Linked DNA regions of Homo sapiens: region 2 is linked to region 1. Evidence: chromatin contacts called from ENCODE Hi-C or POLR2A ChIA-PET data. All regions are on one chromosome and are shown on one strand. The core of a region is the stretch at or near the end of the contact, and the rest is flanking DNA. Distances in the headings are between cores, read along the strand shown.

Region 1 (6,870 bases), core at 932-3,431:
TATTACTCAAGGGCATTGTTTTCAAAGTTCTACCTCATCCCACCCTCATAACTGGTACCCAGGTTGTTCAGAGAACTGCACAGCTCTAGGGGGAGTTATTCACACAGACTACAAAGTGAACAGCAGCTCCCGAAGTTGTACAGTGCACCATCTGTGCAAACCTAGGCCATGGCCCTGCTTGACCCAGACACATAAAGTCAATTAATGTGTGTGGACTATAACAGCAGTGCGCCACTAACATACAACTTACAAGGGTCCCAGAGTGAAAAGTAAAGATTAAAAGCACTACCACCGGGTGTGGTGGAGCATGCCTGTAATTCCAGCACTTCAGGAGACTGAGGTGGGAGAATGACTTGAGCCCAGGAGTTTGAGGCTTCAGTGAGCTGTGGTTGTGCCATTGCACTCCAGACTGGGTGAAAGACTGAGGCTTTGTTTCAAAAATAAAAATAAAGCACTAGGATCAGGGACTATAGAAAAGATGCCATAAAACTAAGTGGAAGATCTGGAAGCTTTCTGCACATGGGCTGAAGCTGAAGCAATGTGGCTGGACGAGCTCTCTGAGGGAGTCAGTTCAGAAAATCCCTTCAAGGTGAAGGAAGAAAACACAGCAGCCAGCAAGGCTGGTTCATCAGCAGCAGGAGTCATGGGGGTTACAGCAGTGTGGGCCCCGGTGTCCCCAGCAGGGGAGTAGCTATAGAAGGCCTCCTCTGGAACCCTCTGACCATAAGTGCAGAGTAATCATTTGCCCTGTGTGCAGCTGGGACCTGAATGGCACGGACACCGCACATCATGCGCTCTGTGAAAGACTCAGAGCCGCCTTCTCTAGGGGCTTGGAAGAGAACCCCAGGCCAGGTCACAGGAATCATCTTGTCCTGGTTGACACTGACAACAAGGATCCAAGAATATCAAAACATTTAAGAGTCGGCCCTGGGGTACCATGGTGGGCACTTAATAAACATATTTCCGTGGCTGGCTAGGATCACCATGTGGATCTACGTGAAGATGGTGTCTGTGTATGGAGTGAATGGAAAATGGAGAGGGAAAAAACCCACAAAAGATTCCTTGGGTGGGGGGAGGGCGCTGGGCCAAAACCTCACGGGGCACCCAGGGTTTCCGGAGGGTGGAAGACGAGGGGATAGTAAGGGAGGGAAAGTAACAGGTAGAAAAAGTTGGAGAAGCCAGGCTTTTAGGTCTTTGTGTATAAATACGCAGCTAGGCAGCTTCAAGAAAAGCTAAAAGAAAAGACTGAGGCAGAAGATCTAGCCACGACGAAAATGACGGCAGGACTCGCCCGCCGATTTCCATTGTAACGCTCCGGGCCACCCTGTGACCTTCGTGGAAGGAAGTTGGAGGATTCTCTCGCTTCCCTGGAAAGGCAACTCCGCGCGGGTTGGGTGAAGAGCGACCCGGCCGGCGGCGGCTATGGCGGGGCATATCAAAGGCTCACATTTCCGCTCTCGAGCCGAGGACCCGGGCCGGGACCGCAGCACCTTCCGGGCCGGGAGTTCAAGGTGAGCCGGGCTCCCGGCGGCCAACAGGTAGGGAGACCTGGGGGAAAGACGGCCCCGGGCCACTCCCCCCGGCACATGTTGGGGGCGAGGCTCGGCCTGGCGGAGCGGCCACTTGCACCCCGCGCGCGGGGCCCGAGCGGATTCGCGCCAGGCTCCGGGCGGCCCCGCGGCCGCTCCCCGCCGGGCCGAACAACCCGCGCACCCCGGCCGGGTTTCCCGGGAGCAGCCCGGGCACCCTCGGCGCCCCAGGCCGCGCGCTGCAGCCGCGCCCCGCCGAGCCCTCCAGGGCCTCGCCAGTCCCCGTGTGCCCCGCTGAGCCCCGCGCACACTCACCCAACGACAGGAGCGCCAGCAGCAGCGGCCTCGAGGCCAGGCGCCCCATGCTCGCCCGGCGGGAGCGACTCTCCCCCTCCTCCTCCTTCCCCGCCGCCTCTCCTCCTCCTCCTCTTCCAGCTCCGGCTGCTCCAGAGTCGGCGCTCCTCCGCCTGGGCCGCGCGCCTGCTCCGCTCTCCTCGCGAGCCGATAAATCCCAGCGCTGGGGCGTACGTGCGCCCCTGGCTCCGCTCGCTCCCTCCCGCCTCCTTCCCTCCCTCCTCCAGCCGGCCGGGCCCGGGAGCCGGCCCCGCCGATCCGAGTGTGCAGCCCCGACCGCTTCCCGAAAGCAGAAGGGAAGAACCGCAGCGCCCGCCCGCGCCTCCCATCCGGCGCTTTGCCAGCAACAAACACAAACTTTCCCAAGCCCCTCCCCGCTCCAGGTAACGGAGGAAGAGCCGGGGCCACCCGCTTAAAGGCGAGGAGGCGTCGGAGCCCACCCTGCCATCCCCTCTGGGCCCCCACCCCACGAGAAACTTTCCTCCGACCTTTAAAAGTTGGCCTGGGAAAGACTCGTCTGGAAATCCCATCGCTTTAGCCCTATCCCGGGACACCCCGCGTTCCATCACGCTGGAGTCACCCACGCGTGTCTAGTCTATCCTCAGCCAACTCCCCGCTCGTTCGGCCTCTCGTCCTGAGCTAAACACCCCACCAACCAGCCGCTTGGCCTATGCCAAAAATTATGCAGATAGGAGCGAAGGAGCTGAAAGGACTTTTAAAGGCCACGGATTCCAACCTCTACCATACAGAGGCCTTAAGTGTTTCGGTGAGGTGCCCAAGGATTCACAGGGAAGGGGCAAAATCAGAACCCCGCTCTCCTGACTCTGCCCACTCCCCGGTGGCTAGGGTGGGCCTGTCTCCTTCCTTACCCAGCTCCCTCCCTCTCCTCGGCGCCTGTGGCACTGATTAGAACAGCACCCCACAAAGACACCCATTTAAAAAACAAACAAAACCCAAGTGTATTAATAGCTATAGTACTTCATATAGAATGTACTCTTAAGACTTAATATTTATTGCTCTAAGTGGACACCACTGATTGCCAATAAAGACTCATTTTTCCCCCTACAATAGAGTTTTGTGCTTTTGATTTGAATACAAAAGGCCCGACTTGGTTGGGAGAAATGGAGCATTCCTTGCTTGAAACTTAGCAAGCATGATTCAAACACGCAAGGAGCAGCACTGGTGCCCACTGCCCGTCACTGGGCTTTCATTCACATGCAAAACGGATCGCAGATGCTTATGCGGAAACTGCCCACACTGGGGAAGAACACTGCTTTTACTCTCATGCATCCGTCTTTCAACCAACAAATGTTTCTTATTTCCCCACTATCAAATGTGTGATTAGCCAGGTATCTTTGGAAAGAGACTTAAAAATTCATTCCTGGTGGTGCAACGTTATTGTACTTAATGCCACTGAATGGTACACTTAGAAATGTTTAAAATTGCCAGGCCTGGTAACTGGTACTTGTAATGCTAGCTACTCAGAAGGCTGAGGTTGGGGGGGCAGGGGGAGGCGGGGGGCAGGGATGGTGTTGCTTGAGGCCAGGAGTTTTTATTTGTTTTGTCTTCTTTCTTTCTTTCATTTTTGAGACAGGGTCTCAAAATGAGGATCTGTCACCCAGGCCGGAGTGCAGTGGTGCGATCAGGGATCACTGCTGCCTTGACCTCCCAGGCTCAAGCAATCCTCCCACCTCCACCTCTCAAGTAGCTGGAACCACAGATGTGTGCCACCACACTCTCGCTAATTGTTTTTATTTTTTGTAGACACTGGAGTCTCCCTATGTTGGCCAGGCGGGTCTCGAGCTCCTGGGCTCAAGCGATTCTCCCGCCTCGGCCTCCCCAAAGACTGGGATTACAGGTCTGAGCCACTGGGCTGGCACTTTTTCTTCTTTTTCTTTTTTCTTTCTTTTTTTTTTTTATTTGAGGCTAGAAGTTTGAGACCACTCGGGCAACATTGTGAGACACCGTCTCTAAAAAAAAATTTTTAAGGTTAAAATGGTAAATTTTGTGCTATGTACATTTTACACAATAATTTTTTTAAAATTTATTTCTGCCGCCAAGCCTTTCCTGGTTCTGTTCATACACACTGTAATTCCTTTCTCTTCCCCATCCCAATTCTTCCCTAGAATCTCGCAGGGAAGTTTCCCAATTTCATTCAATCAACCTTGAATTCAAGCCTAATGTTAGGCCTTGGAAGGTAGTGGAGCTTCAGAGAAATGTGAGGCCTGGCACCTTCAGAAGCTCAGATTTCAGCTCATCCTCCATCTTTCCTTTTCTTAACCACCCAGAACGCTTAATGTTTGAACCACACATTGTGGCACTTGGTCACATTCAGTTTAGCAAAATGTATACACTACCCCCATCTCTGTCTAATAATGCATGGGCCTAAGAGGCTGTCACATTTTCACCTTGTATCCCACCTTATGGCAGAGTAGATGTTTTAAAAATTCTTTTGTTTAATAAACAATGTGTGTCAGGGACTGTGCCTAGCACATGGTAGGTCCCAATGTATATTTATAGAGTGAATTAATGGCAGACACTGGGCTAGATCCTGGGGGTACAGGGATGAAGCAGACAGTTCTTGCCCTTGAGGAGTCGACATTTTGTGCATTGTGATTGCATATGCAAGGTAGAGTTGTGACACCACAAGGGAGCGGCCAGTCCAGGAGGAGGCTGTCAGAGAAAGCTTCACAGAGGGGATGACTATGCAACGAGTCTTGAAAAATTGGTAGGTCTTTAGCTGTGGAGTGTAAGGATAAGCTTACAATAGATGTTGTGTATTTAATATGATAGAGATTCTTCTCACCTCACCCACCCCCAGGTATTATTAAATTAATGGTGTATCTTACAATCATGGAAATAACAGTGGTTAACCATTGAAATGATGAGAATAAATAAAATTGTCTAGGTAAGGCAGGTAGAATGAGGACTGAAGTGGGTAGCCTGCTGGTGGCTGGCAGTTAAATGTCATGGGAGTTAACCAAAGAGCCACTTTTGTAGCAAAAAATAAGCATAAATTAATAAGTCTAGACTGTTGGTTATAACCACCACACCCTTTGCACCTTCCTGACTACCAATGGATAAAGGAAGAAACACAGCAGACTGGCACAATTTGTTAATTCATGACTCTGGAATCTGATGATGCTTTTACTATGAAAGATATTTATTTACCAGAGTGAGTAACCTTCTATACAGGTAAGGCTTTTGCCCCAACCAGTTGTTCTCCTATCTTAGTCTATAGGCTTGCCTGGGGCAGGAAGACTCACTCTCCAGCAATTCTAATTGATTCACGCCCACCCCCAAGGAGAGTACCGACATGGGTTTCTTTTCTCCAATCATAGTGCCCCCAAGGGGCACTGGTCACAGCAGTCCGACATTATGGTCTTTTGGTCACACATGTCTTTCTGCAGGTGATACCCCTAAAACCTCACAAGAGTCCTCATACTGTTACGCCAAACAAGTTTTCCCTGCTGAGATCAGGCAAAAACATCATCATGTTATTTAACTTTGTGAATGAAAATGTTAAAAGGTTCCCAGTGAATGAAATTGCTGATTGTTCTAAGACTCACCTAGACTTGGAGTTGTTGGCCCTGCCACCTCTGGCAGCCTGTACACGCACACAGTCTCCAAATGACCCTGACCCCTACCTACTTCAGCAGGGGCTCAGGGGAAGGAGTATATTCCATGGCACCGTTTCATTCCACTAATCATTTTCACTCACAGTCTTCCTTGTTCTGTGTCCAGATGTATATTTTCCCAGTTAAAGTTAAACAGAGATTACTAAACAAAAAGAAATTTAGGATTATATTATAGAATTAGAAAATGAAATTAAAAGTTAGAAAGGGAGGGGTGGGAAGAGGAGGCCTTTATTTCCCCACGAGTGAGAGTCCTGCAATACTGGTGAGATTAGTGGGGAAGCTGTAGAATGCTCATGTGACAAGTTTGAAAACAGCAAGGGACCTCATCTGTTTGGTATGGGCTAAGCAGGGTCCTGCCTGAGGGCTGGTCCTGCTCGTCACCACCCAACTATCAATTCTCCCCATCTTTTCTTCAGCCCTAAAAGACTGAAGTGGGACATGGTGGAGAAAGTGTTCTTAAATGACTTAGAACTGTTCCAGATTCCACCTCCACCAGGCCAAAAGTGCCTCCCTGGGAAGCTACCCCACATAGCATCACGCCTGCAGGAACACTGGGGTGGAGAAGTGTGAGGAGAAAATAAGGAATTGGATGGAGGTGAGCCTTTGGCAATAAAAGCTCTCCCCAAGACTGAGGCTATTTCCTATGTTACGAGCAGACAGGGCCCTTGCCCTGGAGGGGCTTATCATCTAATTTAATGCATGAAAAACCTGGAATACAGTGAAGGACGGGGAGGAGATGGAAACCACAAGAGCAAAGGAATTGAAAGAAAGGTAAATGGATAAGAGAGACACAAGCCATTATGTGTTGTATTCTGCAAATATGCCATCATCTGGGCTGAAAGTATCTCTTAAATGAATGGAGACAGCAGTCCCTTGTGCAAAAGAGGGGCTAACACATTAGAAATAGTTGCAGGCACTATGGATGTTGGAGTAAGTTCTTTACCTAAGGTCATGGCTGCCAAGTAGGATGGTGCCCAAGGGTGCCCCATCGAGCCAACATTGTGCCCTGTCTCTGACCTGCTATGCCCAGGAGAGGCCTTTATCCCCTCACAGGAAGGGAGTTTATCCCAGTCTTCACACATAAATTGGGAGGGGGAGGGAGGGAGACGAGGATGAAGATGTCCTCTTCCTTTCACCATTTCCCCACTTGCCTTTCTCACCCCACGTGAGCTGCACTTCTGTGTTCAACTAGAATATTATCTTAAGTTCTAAGCATTATATTTTAAAAACAACATTTACAAACTAAAATGCATCCAGAGTAGGGAGGGTTGCTAGCCAAAATACAGAATGCCCAGTAAAATTGGAATTTCAGATAAATAAGCAATATATTTTTAGTATAAGTATGTCCC
Region 2 (6,725 bases), core at 2,899-5,398, 93 kb after region 1:
ATCACCTATGTGGGATTTTGTATTTTTCTGTGAGGGCAGACATAGGCCTCAGCACTGGAAATTTTTCACAGGGACCTCACAAAACATGACGCAGACTGTGAAGATAATGGTAGCATTAGCAACAAGAATGGATTGCACCTCCCGGGGCCAGGCACTGTGCCAGACACTGGGAATGTGGGAATAAGTGTCAGCAACCCACGTTCGCCTGCCAGGTGCCATTCTAAGCACTCTACACGCAATGCTGCATTCAATCCTCACAACAACCCTGTGGGATAGGTGTGATTAACAGCCCTCTGTGACAGGGAGTCAAATAACTTGCCCAGATCCAGGCTCAAACTAGTAAATATGGCCAGCACTCACACCGGCTCCAGGGCCTCCATCCTCACCAGTGATGTTAGAGGCCTTGAAATTACCTTTTCCTTTACCAAATGTTCCTATTTCAACCCAGGCCTTCCATTGCAAGGTCAGTTAAGTAAGATGATAGCCTGATCCATATGTGAAAGGCTGATCCACCCCTCCATTTTGTAGCAGATATAAAAATCACCAGGGTGATCGTTATCATAGCTCACTCTAAGTAGTATCAATGAATGAGCTGGGAACAACAGGGGTGATTTGTGCCCAGGAATCTGGAAGGTGGAATGTCAACGGGTGCCACTGCACAGCAAGGAGAGGTGTACTGGTCCTGTTGAAATGTTCCTGGTTTCTTTTTTCTTTTCTTGTCTTTTTTTTTTTTTTTTTTTTTTTTTTTCAGACAGAGTCTTGCTCTGTCACCTGGAGTGCAATGGCACAATCTCAGCTCACTGCAAGCTCCGCCTCCTGGGTTCGAGCGATTCTCCTGCCACAGCCTCCCAAGTAGCTGGGATAACAGGCCCACACCACCACGCCCAGCTAATTTTTGTGTTTTTAGTAGAGACAGGGTTTCACCATGCTGGTCAGTCTGGTCTCGAACTCCTGACCTCAGGTGATCCACCGGCCTTGGCCTCCCAAAGTGCTGGGGTTATAGGCGTGAGCCACCACTCCTGGCCAAATGTTTCTGGTTTCTTTTGTTTTTCTTTTCTGATTTAGAGACCGTACTCATCTGAGGCCTGCCACACTAAAGACCCTGGAACAGCAAACTAAGACAGACATGGAGTCCATTGAACTTGTCCATTCCCTGCTCCTTCCCCAGGGGTTGTGTGTTTTGAGAGCCCTTAGATAAACTGGAGTTTAGAACCAGAGCGGCCAGCAACCCTGCCCTAACAGGAAATGAAGGGGGGTTGGACATAGGTGTTTACAGTGTGCCTTTCATGGGATACCCTTTACCTAGCAGATGGCCTAATGTCTAGTTACCCAACCCACGACCGCAAGGGTCCCTCATGTGGGAAACTTGTTTATACTGGCAGACGACTTCTGGCTTATGATCCAGTTTATGCCTCCATCACTCTAGCATTGGGATCCTGACCTTGTGTTCTCCCCAACATCATGGGAAAAACCCAGCCTGGGGCAGCCTGTCCCTGGGTCTCATGAGGCAGGAATGAAGAGTCAGATAGAAAGAAAGGGTTGGGAGAGAGGGAGAGAGCACACGTGCATGGCAATAAGCAGCATGTATAAAGGAATAGGATGTGGGTGACTCTCAGTTCTTGGGCAAACGCCTGAGTGGTTTTTTTAAAGGAAGCGGTGGGAAAGTGGGGAGTCCAGTCTGCTAGGTGGTAGAGAGGACTCTAAGTTCTTATTTCTGGCTACCAGCTTGAGCCATTTGGGTGTGGGTGTAGTGTAGGACTGAAACTTGTATCAAGGGTGTCTGAGACCTGATTTTGATTTTGGTATGAGACAGTTAAACTTGTATTCAAAATGGATGCCGAGATAACCTAAAATGGTAAAAAGTCACTATTTTGCAGCATTTGGAAACCATAATCCCTTGGCAAAAAAACAAAATAATAATTTTATAAAGGAACACACAAAATAGCAGTGACCTTATGTAATAAGACATGACTGGCTTAGTAAGAACTGAGCTTAGACACCACTGGGAAGAGTTAAATGCCATTTTTTTCCCAACGTATCCGTGGGCACTTGGGCCTCCCTTCTGTCTTTGCATCATTAACTTATGTAGTTATGGGATTTATTAAGTAAAGGAGGATCTTCTTTTGGGAAAAGAGAATTAGGATCTTGACTTCTCCCGCCACTTGCCCCACTTTGAAGTTTAAGAACATAAATGTGTGTTGATGGACTGGGGTGGCTCTGATTGAGATCAGAGTGAAGGAGTTAACTATGGTACCTTCAAAAGGAGAGAGTCTGGACCCAGAAGCAACCTACTCCATCCAAGTAGGTCTTAGAGGAAATGAGTACAGTATATGCAAATAGAAAAAAATAGCCCCTTAACTGTGTAAAATGTAGGTGTTGAGGACTGACAGTCCTAAATTGGATTTGTGGTGGTGTGTCTTTTGGCATGTTGCCTACTTCTGTCTAAGTCTCATCTATGAAGAGGACATATAATAATAATATGCATAACTCCTAATATTTAAATGAGGAATAAATATGAAACAATTGATGTAAAGTACTGAGTGCTATATGTAGCACATAATAAATGCTCAACAAATGTTATATATAAAACTACTAATCACACATATATCACTAAAGAGCTGAATCACTTGGGATTTTGGCATTTTCAATATGGGACATTCCTAGATGACTTGAATACTGAGGTCTTTATTATATCTTGGAGGATTCATCTTCATCTGGGAGATCTGGTCAATTCTTGCAGCTGGCAGTGAAAACAAGAGAGTACTAGGAGAGTTAGAGAAAGGTGTCCAGCTGGGCTCCATCTCTGCAGCCCTGCAGAGCTTTGACGTGGTTGTCTAATCACCACCACCAGGTGTGAAATGGTGGAGTGGGAAGCCTAGGAGACCAGCAGGTGGGGCCATCCCAAGAAAGTGTGGGGAGGTCCCCAGATAGCCATGGAGTGCAGCCCCTCTAGTGTTGAGTGAGTTTCTGCTCTCCCAGCAGGGGGCAGCAAGTGACGAGGACAGCCATTTAACTCAGGGGAATCACAGTCACTTGGGAAGAGAAACCCTAGGTAAACAGCAAATTTCTTATTAATTTGTGATGTAGTGATTCAGAGTGATTTCAATATTAAAGTAAATGTGACTGTATTTTGCAGTCACATGCTGGCAGGGCCAGAGCCTGTGGGTAATAATAAACATATTATTGTCAATCAATGTTAACAAAAGACTTGGGCAAATCACAGCAGAATGAATGCAGATTGCAAAATAAACACATGAAAGTATTTCAGCCTCACCAGTACAAAAAATGTAAATTTAAACAAGGTAGCATTTTTAATCTGCCAAACTATCAAAACATTTTTAAAAATAATAACTTCTGACTAGTTTCGAAAAAATTTTATGCTTTGGATCCTGTTTGTACATCATCTTATTTAGTCCTAATAGTAGTAAGGACCAATCTCATTTTATGACTGAAGAAACAATCTCCAAGAACTTGAATGATATAAAGATGTCAATTTGAGGCCGGGCACGGTGGCTCACGCCTGTAATCCCAGCACTTTGGGAGGCCGAGGCGGATCCGCCTGAGGTTGGGAGTTTGAGACCAGCCTGGCCAGCATGGTGAAACCCCGTCTCTACTAAAGAAAAAAAAAAAAAAAGAAATTAGCCGGGCGTGGTGGCGGGCGCCTGTAATCCCAGCTACTCGGGAAGCTGAGGCGGGAGAATCGCTTGAACCTGGGAGGAGGAGGTTGCAGTGAGCTGAGATCTCGCCATTGCACTCCAGCCTGGGCAACAGGGCGAGACTCCGTCTCAAAAAAAAGATGTCAATTTGAATATACATGTTAACCTCTTCTTTATCCTGAGAAGCTACTGAAATGATAAATAATTATTTGTTGTTGAAGGCTGTCTTGTGTATCGCAGGACGCTTAGCAGCATCACTGGGCTTTACCCACTAGACACCAGTAGCAACCCCAACTCAGTTGTGGTAACCGAAAATTATCTGCAGTATGCCAGATGTTCCCTGGGGGACAAATTCACCATGAGTTGAGAATCACTGGGATATGGGCTATCTGAGAGTGAGAAATTTCAACAGAATTCTTGCAAACTGGTGTTTGAAAGAGTAGGCTGGAAGAAACCACAGCTTGATGTGCCCACAGAGCCACCGTAGGGTGCAGACAGGATGACAGCTGGCTGGCCCGCAGCACCTCAAGGCTCAGAAACTTCCGGCACCAAAAGGCAGAGTCAGAGAATTAAAAATTAGATTAATTAGAATTCTGTTTAGATAATAATTTGATTCCTGGTCCATCTTAAAACATGAGTATGAAGAACTTTGGCAGGAAGATCTTTAGGAAAATGGGAGACTTAAAAGAATACTTGATGTAATGGTGCCAAATGTGAACTATAAGGAGAACAATGCAAGAAGAAAAGCACAATTAAAAATGCCAGCCTAAAGAAAAAGAGACAGAGAAGTCAATGCATAATATTAATATACAACGTGTTGAATAATATTTGTGCAGTTACAACAATTATTATTTTGTTAATTATAACATAACAAATATATTAATGGTAATTATAACAAGATATTATTGTTATATTACTTAATAATTGTAGATTTATTATTGCTTTGCTTAAACACAGCGATATAAGTTTATTGGGAGGATGTGAGAAGAAAAGAGTGAGGAAGTGTGGAGTTGATGTAAATTAGCTAAGTCCTAATCTTTTGCAGCAGTAAATGAATAGATAATGTCTAAAATTTTGAAATTATGAAATAAACATATTATTGTAAATACCTAAAATAATCTAAAAACATTAAGAGTAGTGGCATCTGGGCTGTGAACAGGAGGGCAGAGCACGGTAGGCCAGGGGACTGGTGTCTTTTATTATGTCTTTTGAGAATACTGATTTTTAAAATAATCTATGTTATTTTGATAAAAAATTTATAATATCTAGAGCTGTTGAAACTGTAATGAGAGGAACACTCTCATTTGTTGCTAGTAGAAAAGAGTGTCTTGAAAGAACTTTTCTGAAAAATAGTGTAACAGCTTCTATCAAGAGCCTTAAAATATTCATAGCCTCCAGGAATGCATCCTTAGGAAAAAACTAGAAATGTGGGCCAAAACTTATATAAAAAGCTGAATATCATGTTATTTGTAACAGCAAAAAGTTGGAAACAACTTAAATATCCAGCAGTTGGGGAGTGGCCAAATGAATGGGTAGCTATACACCTTTAAATATGTGTACGAAGAACTTTATGTGGAGACAGGCTTACAAAATGAGAAGTAGAAAAAAAGCAGGGTATACAACTGCTTCAAAGTCCTTAACTGTGTTAAAACACGGATGTGCAGAAATAGAACTAGAAGGGAATGTACTACCATGTTAACACTGGCTATCTCTGGGATTTGGGTAAATTTTATTTTCTTCTCATTTTTTTCTCAGTTTTCTAATTTTTCATCAGTCAGTATGTATTAATTTTATAAGCAGAAAGAACATTAATGTTACTATTTTAAAAGAAAAAGTAATAATCTTGAGTACAAAATATTTTGCCACAAAACAAAACCTGTCGCTGTGTGGCCAAGGCCTGGAGGGTGAGGGGGGAAGGTTGCTGTTACCTTTTTCAGGCCTTCCTGGAACCCATAAAGGTTGATTTCCCACTTTACAGTCAGCTAGAGACTAGGACTGGAACAAAAGACTAATGGAGGGTTTCACTTTGCATAATTAGTTTAGTTCATCAAGGCCTTGGAACATGCATTCATTTTCACCCCCAGTCTAATGGAGGCAGTGACGTTTGTTGTCATTTTCATGTGTCTGAATCTGTGGAGCTGGAATTCTGAGACTCTTTCCTTAAGTTTCAGGTAGCAAAACAACAGATGACTGATGATGCTTTCTTTTATAGTGGTTTTGGCCAATAAGCGAGACTTAACAAGATATGGATAAAAAACTACAAATAAGACATTATTATTTGAGAGTCATTTTTGGGGGTTCTTTTCCTAATAAAATGTACTTTTTCACCAAAATGCCAAATCAAAAGATTCTATCACTTATTAATAGTACAAAATGGAACAGTGGTTCTTAGACTTCAGAGTTGTTAATCATCTGAGAAATGTGTTTAAGATGCAGAGTACTTAGCCCAATCCCCAAAGACTCTGATGCATACAGTCTAGGGTAAGCTCATGTTTTTGCATTTTCAACAAATACCATAAGTTGATTTTGATGCTTGTGTTTCTTGGACCAATCTTTGATAGTTATAGAGTAAGATTTGAAGAAGTCTGTACCCATGGAAGTAAATTAAATACCTTCCAAACTAAAAATGATTTGTTATTAATCACGGCTTAATCGAACTAGTTTTCTTTAATTTATGAATAAATACTTAAACTTTCAGTAAAAGATTGGTAGGTTAAACATGGGGAATTTAAGGAATAGTTATCTTTATCCCATCTGGAACTCCAATAAAATGACAATTTTTGTAAAAGTCATAAATCCACAAGAACAAAGAAAACATGAGAAAAGATGACCCTAGAAAAAGGATGTCAACAAAAGCTTGGAAGTCTTAAAGCGGGTAGACAAATGCTGAATGATATAGCAGCATGGAGGAAACTCCATGTGCAATAGGGGAAGCTATAATGGGAAGCCAATTTGCTCAAGTGAGCCTCATAGAGACTCACAGATTAGAGGCACCAGAAACTTAGGGATAAGAGGTGGAGATAAAAAGAGGAGCATCGATTCACAGTCCGTGTAAGCAGCAAACAGACC

Evidence for each region. Hi-C counts contacts between places; a loop is a spot of excess contacts on that map. ChIA-PET counts read pairs that join two places held with the same protein, here RNA polymerase II (POLR2A). Pooled maps may share reads with other maps.
Region 2: a loop to region 1 is called in a pooled map, with 2.5 times the contacts of the local background. The contact joins the enhancer-like site here to the promoter of PTGFRN in region 1. A Hi-C loop is called at or near these places in 1 of 168 maps with a recorded cell type or tissue (K562) and 7 of 50 pooled maps. POLR2A ChIA-PET finds 5 or more read pairs at or near these places in 2 of 52 experiments (GM12878 and K562).

What each region holds. Positions count from the first base shown.
Region 1 is chr1:116,905,227-116,912,096 of GRCh38, reverse strand. It overlaps PTGFRN (prostaglandin F2 receptor inhibitor), which reads right to left and starts at 2,181. Exons shown (of 9, transcript NM_020440.4): 1 at 1,845-2,181. The coding sequence starts at 1,893.
Region 2 is chr1:116,814,019-116,820,743 of GRCh38, reverse strand. No RefSeq gene overlaps it. Among named protein-coding and RNA genes, the nearest start is that of CD2, 63 kb to the right of the region's middle. RefSeq lists a silencer at 56-257 and an enhancer at 2,803-3,097. Within about 2 kb of position 4,148, at least 3 of the 41 ENCODE cell types and tissues checked have a DNase peak (open chromatin) inside an H3K27ac peak, as active enhancers do.